2 separate regions of the Homo sapiens genome follow, and region 1 is linked to region 2. A link is a loop called in an ENCODE intact Hi-C map of the cell type or tissue named here. Cell type or tissue: Caco-2. All regions are shown on one strand. Links, peaks and the distances in the headings refer to the core of each region. The heading gives the core; the rest is flanking DNA. Region 1 overlaps ZFHX3 (zinc finger homeobox 3). Region 2 overlaps ZFHX3 (zinc finger homeobox 3).

Region 1 (2,908 bases), core at 273-2,772, 120 kb after region 2:
GCGGCAAGTTCAGGGGGCATGGTAGCTTTCCCACGTGGACCAGACTTTCTGCCAACCTGAATTACACCCTAGACGTCTTCAAACTTCATTTCCTCTGCCACTGTGCTGCCCGATCCCCCAATGCATTCGGGGCTGTAGAGACTCTCTGGGTTGAATCCAGTTATAAAAACCAGGGTAGCAGCAGCCGAGTGCACTAATTCACCCTCCATTTCCTTCTCCAAACAATTAATATACTTAATAACTCCAGCCCCGACGACAGATTTCTCAGACACCCCTCTATTAACCTCTCCCCGCTACAAGCAGTGGGTCTCCACCAGAATTCTTCTGTTCCCTATCACTTAATCATTTTTTAATCCACAACAAGGACTTTGTGCCACACTGTGGTTTTGTTCTCTCTTAATCTTTTATAAGGGACCTTATCAAAAGCTTTTAGAAAATACAAGTGAATTTTGCCTACCAGGTCATCTTTATTATTTTAGAATTCTTTATGAAGAAATTATAGACTTTAACATTGTAAATGAATATTTAAGACTCAGCATTCACTTAGACATGCAAGTCTGGCTCAGGTTATATTTAAGTCGCTGTATTACTTCCACCTTCAGAAGGATTCTTGTCTGCCTCCTGGGATGGAATGACTTCCCCTCCCCAAGCCCCCAGGTGCCATTTCTGGGATTCCCCCAAGACTTTCTGGACCAGCTGAAATTGAGTCCATATTGAGTACCAATGGGACTTAGAGTGCATTAACAGAACCTCAAACCAAGGAACAAAAGTCATCGAGCCAAGGGGGCCTGGCTATGGCAGCCTATCCGACTCCTACCTCCTCTACCTTTCCCCAGGTGGATGGCAGGGAGCAGCAGGCTCCCCTGCCTCACAGCTGGCCCGCACATCTGCAGGGAGCCAATGACAGCTTCTTGATGTTGACATCACTTAGGCTGCCTCCTAACACTTGTTTGTTGTAGCTATTATTTCTAATTAGCACTTCTCAACAGAACCAGTGCTCAGCACCAAGGTTCCTCCTGACGGAACAATTAAAGAGGCACAAGGGGCGGGGGTGTTTCCTAAAATTATTCTCTTGGCAGGTTTCAAGGTAAATCATCTAGTCAAATGCACATCTCTTCAAGAGCTGCCTGTGGACAGGGTTGAAAAGCTGTAGCAATATTCCGGAACCCCTGTTTGAAAGCATTCCCATCAAGTTAAATGAAGGGTTAAGGTAATCCAATTACACCAATGTGTTTTCCTGATCACCAGGGGAATCCTCAGCCTTCCCCGTAATCTGCTCCTAACGCCCCATTTAGTCCAATGCTGCACTCCAATCACCAAAAATGTAGACAGGGTTCCCACTCCTACAGCCAGATGAGAGGTGCCTGCCCCTTCTCCAAAATGGGATGGTGAAATTAACACATTTCAGAAAATATTCTACAGAGTCCAGAGTCCAGGGCACGCTTTATCCTTGAGGAAAATAATAAATGTCGAGTCCTAATGGCATGTCAATTAAAGGGGTCACCATAAACAAGCTGTTCAAACTTTCCCCTCCACTCTTCGCCCGTGCCTCTCCAATCTGGGTGCCCTGGAGGACGGAACGGGAACTGCAGATCCAGGCACTCCATTATGGCAACCCAGCAAGCAGTTCAGCACGGACTTAATGAGCTCTTGGAAGGAAACAGGAAGTCTATAAAGTAATTTAAATAACTTCCAGTCCTGAAATAAAGGAAATTAAACCGCTGGCACAAACCTCTCTGATGGACACCTTCTTTGTCCCTCCGATCACAACTACAACTACAGCGGTCATATTGCTCTCCCCAAGACCAGGCCCCAAATTCCCCTAATATGAAACACAAAGGCTGTCAGTCCTCAGAGCTCTCCAAGCTCCTGCAGAGGCTTAAGCCATGGATGTGGCATGGTGTGCAGCAAGAACACGGGAATCCGCCCACAAACCCCGCGCTGGGTCCTGCCACTCCCTAGCTGCAAGACCTTGGGCCAATCATGCAACTTCACAGGGCCTCAGCGTTTCACCATCAACAAAGGAAAGCTCTGGGCCTGGCCAAATGACTTCTAAGATTATTAAGAGGGTCAAATGAGCACATATGAGAACAGCGCCAATTGAAAACACAAATAAACGTCGGTATTTTCCAGCTGCCCAGGGCCTTAGGCTCCAGAATTTCTCGATGTTCTGCTCAGGAGGCACTGTCCTATCTTGGTAATTATGAAGGCATATTCATACGTTCTTTTACTGCCAGGTGCGGTGGCTCACGTCTGTAATCCCAACACTTTGGGACACCAAGGCGGGTGGATCACCTGAGGTCAGGAGTTCCAGACCAGCCTGGCCAACACAGTAAAACCCTGTCTCTACTAAACACACACACACACACACACACACACACGAGCCGGGCATGGTGGCGGGCACCTGTAATCTCAGCTACTCAGGAGGCTCAGGCAGAAGAATCACTTGAACCTGGGAGGCTGAGATTGGAGTGAGCTGAGCTCGTGCCACTGCACTCCAGCCTGGTGACAGAGCAAGACTCCAACATAAAATAAATAAATTAATTAATTAATTCGTTCTTTTGCTTCTCCTAAGCCCCTCAGTGTAGATACTTATTTGCATGGACAATGATCAGTCCAACTAAGCATGATTTTCTTATCAGCAGAGACTGTGTCTTCTCATCTTCTGTAAACCAGTGTGCCCAGAGCCAGAGCACCAAGCAGCCAAGAAGCTGGTCCTCAATAAAGGGCTAGAATCTATAACCCATGCAGTTATCCAGACATCCTTAAGCACCAAAATGCTAACAACTATCCATCAACTCTCTACAAAAAGAGACAAACCTAATAACAAGATAAATTCCATAACTGGTTGTGAGCCTACAAGGCGGGGAGGGGCTGGGGGCGTGGGAACCCCGCCTGTGCAACTCCT
Region 2 (2,908 bases), core at 92-2,591:
GATTGTAGGCGTGAGCCACCGCGCCTGGCCTGGAGGAGCCATCTTTAGACCATGAGGAGGCAACAAGCGCTTGGTGAGAATGGCTACATGGAAACATAGAAGGAAAGTGGATGTCTGCTGACTCAGTGGAACCTTCACTTCTGCACCTGACTGCCCTCCTCCCAAGGCTGCTTATATAAGGAAAAATGAAACCTCTTTTTTTTTTTGAGACAGGGTCTCGCTGTGTTGCCCAGGGTAGACTCAAACTTCTGGGCTCCCAGTATCCTCCTGCCACGGCCTCCCAAAGTGCTGGCATTGCCGGCGTAAGCCACCACACCATGCCCTCCTAACTCATTAAAGCCACTTTGGAGTGTTTCTGTGATCTATAGCTGAGTGGTGTGAAACAAAAGAATAACCTTTTTTTCCCCCACCTTCTGCTGTCTTCATAGCCTGTGATACAGCTTCAAAAACAAGGACCAAGACCTACACACCACAACTGCTGGGGTCATCCAGTCCAACCTGGGACAGAAGTCCTGGACAGGAGAGGTGTCAGGTCTCTCTTCCTCTGAAAGGGGGCTGCCTAACCTGTTGATGCTGTGCTCCCATCAAGAAGCTCACAGAGAATGATATGGGCCAGTGTTTGTTCCGTTTTAGTGCTCATACAACTCTAGCTGAGATTAACCAAGAAAACTGCCCCTTACTGGCTCAGGGAACTCCCATAGAGAATTCCCATAGGGAACTCCCATAGGGAATTCCAAACTTACAGGCCAGTAAGGTGGCCTGGCCGCTCTTCCACCTGGAACACAGCTCACTGAATACGGCAGATACCTGCAGACTGGGGGCAGAAACTGGGCTCTGGATCCCTTTCCCAGCGGGGAGACCTGGCTTGGTTGTGAGCCCAGCCCTGCAGGGAGGCTGCAGATCCAACACAGCTCCTCTTGGAAGCCCTCTGTGCCAGGAGGCACAGCCCAGATGCCCCGGGAATCCCTGAGGGAAATTTCATAAAACATGTGACTATCTACACAGCCTGCTAGAGGCCAGATCATTGCTCACACGGCTAAGTTGAAGCCTCAGTGCAGTTTCTACTTCATTCAGGGAACTGGAGTTGCAGCTTTCACTAGAAGAGCTGCTTCTCCTTGATGAACAAACCATTCCGCCCATAAAAATGCTGTGGAAAGTACTGTAAACGCTAATGCAGCCAAAAACTTAAAGACTGGTATAGGGTTAACTGAACTGCCACGTTAAGTCAGGTGTAACGAGATGACAATGCTTTAATCCTGCTGCTTAAAGCGATGTCTAAAATGTGCAAGTCAAATTTCAAGCCTTTGTAAGAACATAATGGTAAAGATAATTTCATCATTATCAGGTGATGCAACAACCTGCCCGGTCCCAGGGCTGGAATTCCAAACAGTCACGCCTTTGCAGAGTTTTACAGCCCTGGAAGAGAGGGGAGGCCACAGTGAACACCTGTGATGATAACTCCAGCCCATGCCCCGGTGATTTTTGACAATTGAATTAATGTTGAAATGAGCTTATTTTTCTGTCCTAAAGGGAAAACGAGCCTAAAATCCTGTTAATCTAGCATCCTGGTTACTCAGTTTCACCATAATTTATAGGATAGTTTTTCTATCCAAAAACTAAGGCTATTTTTATCCCAACTTCGCCGCTTCATAAAACACACGTGCATGCATGCAACTTCAGAGGTTTTGGCCTAAAGCAAGTTTTCAAAATAACCGGGTTCAAATATTTCATTGAGATGGTAGGGGTGGAAGAATCTTATAGAAGCAAATTTTACTGTTCTCTGTAAATTCAGACTTCTTCAGCCACAGATGGCTCAGGGATCCAGTCTCGCTTGAGAAACATGATGGAATAAGCCCACAGTCAGAGCTTCTTCTCATTCAGTTTCATGAAAGCTCTGAGCTCCCACAAGTGTCTGCTGGAACTGGACAGGAAGCTTGCAAGATGCTGGCTACGATTCAGCGCAGTCACCGCCTTCCCCAGTCGGCCCACCATCCCCAGCCATCCAACCACTTCCTCCCCACGAGGCATCGCCCGTTGGAAAGTTTTATTAACCAAATGCTTGAGGGTTTCTGTATATTTATATTACCTCCTCTTCTCTCCTGTTCTACCCAGGCATGTTGAAAAAAAAAAAAGTTATGATATACTTTAATAAAAACAAAATTAAAATGATTAAACCTTTCATATCCTTTAGAGATAATCTCTCTTCTCCTGGCTGGTCCAATCTGGAAGAAAACAAATGTGAACCATAGCTTGCTGCTGCTTTTCAATTTTTTTCCCCCCTAAAGAAACAAACAGAAAAAGCCGCCTGTGGCCAGATTTTTAAAATAAATTAAATTTGTCCTCACACACGGCAGCCAGGTGTGGTTGAAACATTCTTTCCAGATATCTATGATATATGCCAACATCCTTCCCTCTGGGGGTCTTTCAACGTGAGCCTGACAATCCCAAGGGGAACAGAGACTTGGCGGGGGAGAAAGGGGGGTGATTCCAAAATAGTTATTGAAAAAGAATCACTATTTCCCAATTAGCCCTGTAATAATGCCTTACAGGAATGACTGGATGCCCTGCCCCTGCACGCCATCTACCAAAACCAAAAAATAGTCTACATTCCTGATTAAAGCAAAGCTCAGAGAAAACAGCCCGGTATGGCACAAATCTCCCCGGTCTTATGTGTTCTGAGGAAGTCTTCAGATCCGCCCAGGGTCTGGGCACAGGTCCGCAGGGAATCAAATGGCTGCAGAATTCGATCAGGCCTGTCTGTCCAAGGCCAGCTAGATATGGAAATCAGAAGTAGGTCATCAGCCCTCAAGAATCGGATAATGACCTCTGGACTCGCAGCGCTGGGGCCACCAAGAGAACAAAGGTGTTAAGGCACTGTGTAGGTTTTTCTGTTGTTGTTGTTGGTGTT

Evidence for each region. A loop is a pair of places that touch in the nucleus more often than their neighbours do. Peaks named below come from ENCODE experiments on the same cell type or tissue, not always from the same donor. Only the 100,000 strongest peaks of a DNase experiment are listed, where the experiment ranks them.
Region 1: it touches region 2 in a loop (6-fold over the local background); 4 of 110 quality-filtered maps call a loop at or near these places.

What each region holds. Positions count from the first base shown.
Region 1 is chr16:72,993,755-72,996,662 of GRCh38, forward strand. All of the region lies in intron 1 of ZFHX3 (zinc finger homeobox 3), which reads right to left. Among named protein-coding and RNA genes, the nearest start is that of ZFHX3, 53 kb to the right of the region's middle. In Caco-2, for the core only: a CTCF peak has its summit at 1,618; a DNase peak (open chromatin) is centred at 1,580.
Region 2 is chr16:72,874,472-72,877,379 of GRCh38, forward strand. All of the region lies in intron 4 of ZFHX3 (zinc finger homeobox 3), which reads right to left. LOC124903715 (a long non-coding RNA gene) reads left to right here. Exons shown (of 2, transcript XR_007065111.1): 2 at 429-2,169. Among named protein-coding and RNA genes, the nearest start is that of ZFHX3, 170 kb to the right of the region's middle. RefSeq lists an enhancer at 2,573-2,908. In Caco-2, for the core only: no CTCF peak of the experiment used is centred there; DNase peaks (open chromatin) are centred at 1,001 and 1,390; H3K4me3 peaks cover 17 bases.